Linked DNA regions of Homo sapiens: region 1 is linked to region 2. A link is a contact called in ENCODE Hi-C or POLR2A ChIA-PET data. All regions are on one chromosome and are shown on one strand. Each heading gives the region's core, a stretch centred on a gene start or an enhancer-like site at or near the end of the contact. The rest is flanking DNA. Distances are from core to core; before and after follow the strand shown. Region 1 holds the start of BETALINC1 (Beta cell long intergenic noncoding RNA 1). Region 2 overlaps KIZ (kizuna centrosomal protein).

Region 1 (3,869 bases), core at 851-3,350, 300 kb after region 2:
TATACTTTTCCCATCCTGAACAGCTTTCCATAGGTGATGCACAATGCATCGGCTGAATTACAAGGTTTGCTTTTGAGCCCTCTAGGGTTTTCTTTGAGAAGTTAATATTTACCTGACCCTGGTGAGTTTACACGCTTTGGGTGATCTTTTGGGAAAAAAGGTATCATGGCTGATATCTCAATAAAGTAAAAGATAAGGCCTGGTCAATTACAGCAGCAGGGGAAGAAAAAATTACATTTAGACCCAATCACAAAATTGTCATCTAGATTATGGTTGTCAAATTTTAACTGGTGTTGATGTTCTGTTGTGGATAGAAACAACTCATCATAAATCTCAGCGATTCTTTGACAGTTTTCAATTTCAATGGGAAGCACCATGGAAGTGAACTTGATAAAGGACTTGGCAATGAGGAAAAGTTTCCTTTTTTTTTCCTCTTGTCAATTTAGAGCTCATCTGAGAATTTAGAAATCTTCTTGGGTTTAACATTTAAAATTGTTTGCAGATCAACTTTTTATATTGTAAGGATTTCACTTCAGAGAAAATGGCATGGCCATTCTGCCTGCCACAGAGGGAATGAAATGACTCTAGACTTGTTCTAAAATGATTGAATTGATACATTAACAAGCGAACTGTTTTTACGTAAACGGTGTGTTTACTGGACGTATTTTTTTGCTGGGGGTGCAGTAACAAGTACCACAAACTGGGTGGCTTAAAAAGCAGAATCTTATAATCTCCCATTTCTGGAGGCCAGAAGTCCAAAGTCAAGGGGTTGGCAGCATGGTTCCCTCTGAGGGTAGTGAAGGAAGGGTCTGTTTGGGTCCTCTCTCCTTGCCTTGTAGATGACCATCTTCTCTCTGTATCTCTACCCATCTGTCCATGCTTCTAAAGTTTCTCTTTTTACAAGGATGCCAGTCATATTGGAATTAGGCACCACCCTAATGACTTAAATTTAACTTGATTATGTTTGTAAAGACCCTATATTCAAATTAAGTCATATTCTGAGGTACTGCAGATTAGGACTCCAACATACCTCTTTCTGGACAGGAGGGGGCACAATTTAACCCATGACACTTTGGATGAGTTTAGGGTGGGGATGATGAAGATCACAGAAGGCCCAAAGGCTCCAAGCCATCGTACCCTCGTGATGCCAAAATTTAGTCCAATTCTAGTGCCTGCCTCTGAGTACAAACGCCTTGGGTTTGGGTGTTCAGTGCGGTGGCGGGCCTCTGGGATTTGATGGTATATGACTTTTAAGCAGATGAAAATAATTTGGGATAGCAATCCCATTAGGAAAGTGGGCATATATGTATTAAATAAAAAAGACAAGAAAGTTTCCTGGATCTGTTTTTCCTGCCAGTGAAACAATGATGAACTTGGCCTATTTGAGCTCTGCCTACTATGGCCCTTTCACATCTTTTTTTTTCACCAAACATACTTCCTTTGGATATTACAATATCCAACTGTACGTCTCTGATAGACATCTAATTCTCGCTGAATTAATGGGAGATTTTAGGCTTAATAATAACTTCCAGTGAATATAAAGATGTAATTATAAGGCCTCTGTCTTTATATGACTCAAGACTTTTAGGAGCTCACAGCATACCAAGCATGGCCTCATTACTGTAATCCTCTTAACATCACTTGGACCCCAGTTACAAGTATCACTACCTCCACCTTAGGGGAGGAAAACCCAAGGAACAGGACAGCAAGGTCTATTGTCTGATGCTTCAAAGACGGACAGACAGGGCCCCACTGTTCCTTTATTATATTCTTTATTCTGGAGAGTTCTCCATTGAGCTAGATTGTCTTCCAAAGCTATCCTTGTTCTCCATTTTAGCTTCCCCAGTTGCTGTTTGCGTATGCTAGCTGGTATCTGGGGCAGGAGCAGTTCTGGATGAATTGAGAAGAAAAACGACAAAACTTCTATTATAACGCACTGTTTATTATTGGATCAATATGATCGATGACCACCTGTCAGATCTGTAACATTATCTGGGAACCAGCAGATGGAGCTGTTACAGATAGCATTCAGAGGTTTGTTTATTCTCCTGAGCACGTGTTTCCATCCTGGGGGAAATACCACTTCATTGTTACAACAGTGGAGTTGTCTGTGGCCAGATGTTGAGCACACCTTTTCTCTTGGTCCACGTCTGCAGAACTGGAAGGTCATTTGTATGCAGGGCCAAGGTTTTTACTTGGAAAAGGTAGGATGACAATCTTCTACCTCTCACAGGCCCTTATGGCAGAAACAGATGATTTCTGTGAACAAGGAGAAAATTAGATGTATTGTTTTTCCAGAAACCGCACACTTCGAATCACAGAAGTGTTTACATAGGGCAGGCTGGAGGGGACGAGAGAGACCTTGGTTGATGGTGACTCAGTTCATAAACACAGCATCAATATTGATAGACTCCAAAAGATGCATATGCAGGACATCTCTCGGGATTTGCAGGGACCGACTGTTCAGGTGAACATCCCGTACTGTTCGTTCGAGCAGGACACGGCAGATGCTTCTTTCTTGTTTTATGGAGGGTGGTGGTGGATTACTCTTCCCATCTTGTGCTTTTGAGGATGCTCCAAAAACTTTAAAAATTTATCCATGTTCCCTTTCACACAGTGGGTGTTTCTTTCCTCAGGCAGAAGGAAAACTTACCAATGGTTTTTGAATATGATAGGAAAGACCACCTGCAGGGAGAGAGTGGGACCCCTGCTCTCTGCCTCTGGTGAGGTCAGAAGGAAAGGAAACGTGGGGGCCATACGGAGGTGGAGGTAACAAACTGTTCCGACAGCCAAGGTTGATAAGTGTTCAAAAGTGTGCCCAAGGCCTTTTCCTCTCCTGTGGTTAATACTGAATTGGAAAATAGTGTCTGAAGAATCTCAGATGATGTAAATGTGGGATGAAGAGGTGGGGTGGGAGACCTTGTGTGATGGTTTCTGAATTATGAGTCTTTAAAACCTACCTGCAGCCAGGCGCGGCGGCTCACACCTGTAATCTCAGCACTTTGGGAGGCCAAGGTGGGTGGATCGCCTGAGGTCAGGAGTTCAAGACCAGGCTGGCCAACATGGTGAAACCCCATCTCTACAAAAATACAAAAATTAGCCGGGCATGATGGTGGGTGCCTGTAATCCCAGCTACTCGGGAGGCTGATGTGGGAGAATCGCTTGAATATGGGAGGCGGTGTTTGCAGTAAGGCGGGATTTCACCCTTGCACTCCAGCGCCTTCCAGTCTGGGTGACTGAGTGAGACTCTGTCTGAAAAACAAACAAACAAACAAACAAACAAACAAACACTTGCTATTTTCCCTGAGGGAAGATGGTATGAAGCTCATTAGTATCAACTACTTCCTAAAATGTTTTGAGGTAAAAAAAAAAAAGTTTTCTTTCTTTAACCAAAACTACAAATCATTAGTGAGATTTTGGGTTAAATGTTTATTTTATTCCCTTCTAGCTGACATCATTTTAAGAGTAAAAATTTAAACTACAATAAGAGCTTGAAGAGTGGGATTTTTATGTGTAAAACACTTAAAATTTAATTTAGAGCTAATATAATTGTTTTGTTTTAATCTGCTGTTGGAAGTATTTCTAGAATGTATCTGTCCACAATTCTTCCAATGTGATTAAAGTATTCTAAAGATAATTGAGCATTTTAAGAGGATCTTGTGATTTCTGGAGTTATTGCACAATTTCTGAAGACAAGAAGAGTGTGGGTGATTAGACTGGGTCCTAATGCTAGAGAATGACCTGGATTTTTCCTTTTGGGGTGGGAGAAGTAGATGCTTTATCCCTGGTATGAGCAAGTTTATTCTAATGAGGGACTTTCACCTTTCTCTAACAGGTAGCATGTCAAAAATTGGTTGGGGTTCTGATTA
Region 2 (3,691 bases), core at 1,140-3,639:
TCTGTTGGCGTTTGTTTCACCAAACTTACTGTGAGGCCACTTTATTCATTTTGTCCCATGGCTGCATGACAGCTAACCCTCACTCTCCATGTTTACGCTTATCACAGGTTTGAATATTGGCAGCGGTGCATTCGAGACAAAGACAGCTAACAAAATTGCTTCGGAAGCTAGTTTTTCATCTAGTGAAGGAAGTCCTTTGTCAAGGTAAAGTTGTGAAAGCCTTTCTGAATAGCAGCAACAAGATGAGAAATGTCACAGCGCAATGAATTAAACTCTGGCTGCGTATTATTTTGTTGTATGACTTGGAGGGTTATGGTTTGGGTTTTTGTTTATCTAAAATAACAGTTGAAACTTTAGTCTACCTTTGAAAATATTTGCACCAGAGCCAAGTATTGTTTTGCAGCTGTTGTTTCCTTGGTTTAAGACTCAATTGACACCTCAGTGAACCACAAATTAGCGTCTACAGCTGCTCGCAGTAGGACTGCTTAGAGACCACACAATGGAGGTTGTCAGAAAAAGGGCAGAGAGAAAACATCAGGCCTTAAAAGAAATAAAGTGGCATGTTTCTTCTTTTTGTGATGGCTAATATATAAACTAGTAATTGCTGGATATTCATTTTTATTTTCCTCTTTTTTTTTAACCAAGTGTTTAGGCTAGGTTATTCTTTCCTTTTCTAATACTTTCTTGCTTATTTTCCATAAAGAACAAAATTTATCTTTTCACATTTGTCAAACTGTAGCACTCGCTTCTTGTAGGTTTTTTGAGCTGTGATAAGAGAGTTGTGTGCTGAATTTGTCATTAACATAAAATACTAATCACAGTAGCTTCAGGTCACTTAGAATTTATAGATGGGAATATAAGCCATCACCTGATGAAATACCCTACTCTTTTGCTTTGAGCTAAATATTGTTTAAAATGGCATAGCAACTTTCCTTTTGGAACAGCATTGCTCAGTAAAAAGGTGTCCTTCAGATGATTATATTACATTTGAATTAACTGCTTGTCTCTGATGAAATTTTAGAACAGGAACTTTACATTTCTAGTATAACATATAATGTTCCATAAGAGAAAATGATTTGAACCAGAAATGCTGAATTTTTTAAATGAAAAAAATCCTATTTTTATTCATATTTTATAAACAATACAATGTTTTTAGAACCTGGAGTATATTAAAATGAGATTGAATTTCTAAAATTATAAGTTTTAGAAACTTGACAAGTTAAGTTTTAGAGAAATAACTCATTTAATTTTCAGAAGTTATTATTTTTAATGCCTGAGTTTTCGTCCATATTTTTGAAGGAAGTGGGAGGTAAATGGGACAGGAAGAGTGTTAAAGTATTATGTTATTATGATTGTATTATAAATTCAAGTTCTAGGTCTCCTAAAAGAAAGTTTAAAAGACAGTAAATTCTACAGATAATTTTCAGGGCCGAATGTTACCATTTGGCTTAATAATATATAGAGGCACTAAAAAACTCACTTCTTCCTAAACAGTCTTTACGTAGGTTCTTTGGGAAATTTTTAAAGACATTGAGAAAGCAATTGGATTTTGTAAAACATTTCTCAGTCTAATAATTTCACATCTTGTCTATATTTTACTAAACTAAAATCAAGCATTTTCCTCCTTCAAATTGAGACAGAGGTATTTTGTTATTAGTATCGTTTCCGTATGAAATTAATTTCCTAATAAATTACAAGTAATCTCATCATCCCCTTTAAGAAAACAAAAAAAAAAACCACACAAAAAGGCCTTGAAGGAACTCTTGGTTCTAGGCACTTGATAATAATCCAGTGATGAAAAGGTCTGGGTCCAGAGTGCGTGGGTTTGGCGTGCTGTTTGTCACGGTTTGGTTCTTGTGCTGGGCTTGGTGTTGTTCATATGCCACCCTGGGCTTTGGAGAGCTCCAGTTTTGCTGTTTGTGCTGGATTCACTGAAATTTCTTAGAGGCTTACATTTAAGGATCCCACTTACTGCAGTCACTCCTTGTGCTTTATTGCTTTTACAAGTGGTCTCGAAACCCGGTACTTGAGAATAAACATAACAGTGCAGTGCTGCTGTAGCACTTTTAAAATTCTTCTTTGCTCTATTTTGTCAGTGAGCTGATGAGCAACCTCAAAAAAAGAAAAAAAAAAAACCCACTGGACCTAAAAAAAAAAAAAAAAAAAAATGGCTTCCTCTGATGTCCTAGAGACAATAATTATGATGTGCTAGTTAAGCCCAAACTACAGCTGAGGGATTTTACTTTAAAGCAGCGGCTTGGGCGCAAAAATGCATTTATAGCTCTTTGTCTGCACCTCATTATGTGTGGGCCTGATTCATTAAGTAATTGGTTTGCAGTTGTTTACATGAGTATTAAGGCCTTCTTTTCAGCCGCCTTTGAGAGATACATTGTGCAAATGTTGCCTGTGATGAATGCAGAATGAGGGCCAGAGGGTCCGTCCTATTGGCTAAACAGTGCACTCCTGTTGAAAAGCCAGAGAAAGGGATTGGGTGCTGCTTTGCATAGCAATGACTTTCTTAATAAGCGTTACAGATTAATACACACAAGCTATAAAAGATGCAAAGAGATACTCTTAGCACATTTATACATGCTCATTTCATTGTGATGGTGGTGGGGTTCGGGTGCTTTCATATTCCGTTTTTCAGAGCAGCAGCTTCAGTGCATGAGCCGTAATAGAATCCGATGTTTATTGTATTATAAATCACGGGCAAGTAGGCAGATTGGCAACAGTTTATTATTAAAGATTCTTTCAGTGTAAATCTTTTTCTACCATTGTATTTGCTTCAGCAAAATCATTTTGTGGTTGAGTGGGGATGAAAAGCATAATGTACGAAGGAGTGAGTCCTAATAGGAAGCCGTTCTCCAAGTAAAGACCACTTGTTCCCTTTTGTTCAGGGGTGCATGCCAGAGCTTCCTCTCCTCTGCAAACATTGTCTCGCTTTACCTTCCCCAGCAAGCGGTTTTCACTCTCCCGGATCCATTTGTTCAATGGAGAGTATATTTTAAAAGCCTGCCCTTAGCTTACTGGTTCCTGCCTTGTAACTTCAGCTTACTGGTTGGACCAGATAATGTTTTACCAAAAGGAAAGGGTGTGTGCTTGCAACATAATTGCCTGGGGGAAAGGTAGCAGAAGTCACCCCGCCACTGTACCCTGGCAGGGCCACCGTGGGTGGCATTCTGTGCCAGCCTTGCAGCCACCAGAGCGGCCAGTGGAGGGCGCCAGCCTGCAGCTGATGCTCTGATGGCGGTGGCATTTTCTGTCTTTGCCTGGTCACTGTGCCATTTTCCCCAGGATAACATAAAGATTATAAGGAACCAATAGTCCAGTGAAATAAAAATGAGTTTTTCCTGAAAGTCCTTTAGGTTCTTATATAAAAGCACTCTTCTCTGTCTTGGGTTTGGCACATCTCCATTCTTAAATTCCACTGAATTAGCAGCTTCCTAAATATGTCACGTTTCTTATCACAAGCCTACATACGTTGTTTTTTCTGCACAAAGCAAATAAGAACAATCGCTTGATTATTTGAAGAGAAAAAGTTAAGTTGACCTCAGGCAGCTGAAAGTGGCATCTTCTGTAGGAACCCCGATTAACCATCAGGGGGCGCTCAGACTTTGTTAAATTACTGGTAGGCCTTTAAAACCTAAAATTAGTGTTTACAGAGATTTGTTGGCATAGTCATTGGGATTTT

What was found. A loop is a pair of places that touch in the nucleus more often than their neighbours do. ChIA-PET counts read pairs that join two places held with the same protein, here RNA polymerase II (POLR2A). Pooled maps may share reads with other maps.
Region 1: a pooled map shows a loop between it and region 2 (2.3-fold over the local background). The contact joins the promoter of BETALINC1 here to the enhancer-like site in region 2. A Hi-C loop is called at or near these places in 3 of 168 maps with a recorded cell type or tissue (endodermal cell, posterior cingulate gyrus and posterior vena cava) and 3 of 50 pooled maps. POLR2A ChIA-PET finds 5 or more read pairs at or near these places in 4 of 52 experiments (HEK293, WTC11 and activated CD4-positive, alpha-beta T cell).

What each region holds. Positions count from the first base shown.
Region 1 is chr20:21,528,022-21,531,890 of GRCh38, forward strand. It overlaps BETALINC1 (Beta cell long intergenic noncoding RNA 1), which reads left to right and starts at 2,101. Exons shown (of 2, transcript XR_007067726.1): 1 at 2,101-2,204; 2 at 2,299-3,869.
Region 2 is chr20:21,232,627-21,236,317 of GRCh38, forward strand. It overlaps KIZ (kizuna centrosomal protein), which reads left to right. Exons shown (of 13, transcript NM_018474.6): 11 at 108-204. Among named protein-coding and RNA genes, the nearest start is that of KIZ-AS1, 16 kb to the left of the region's middle. RefSeq lists an enhancer at 1,526-3,691. Within about 2 kb of position 2,390, at least 3 of the 41 ENCODE cell types and tissues checked have a DNase peak (open chromatin) inside an H3K27ac peak, as active enhancers do.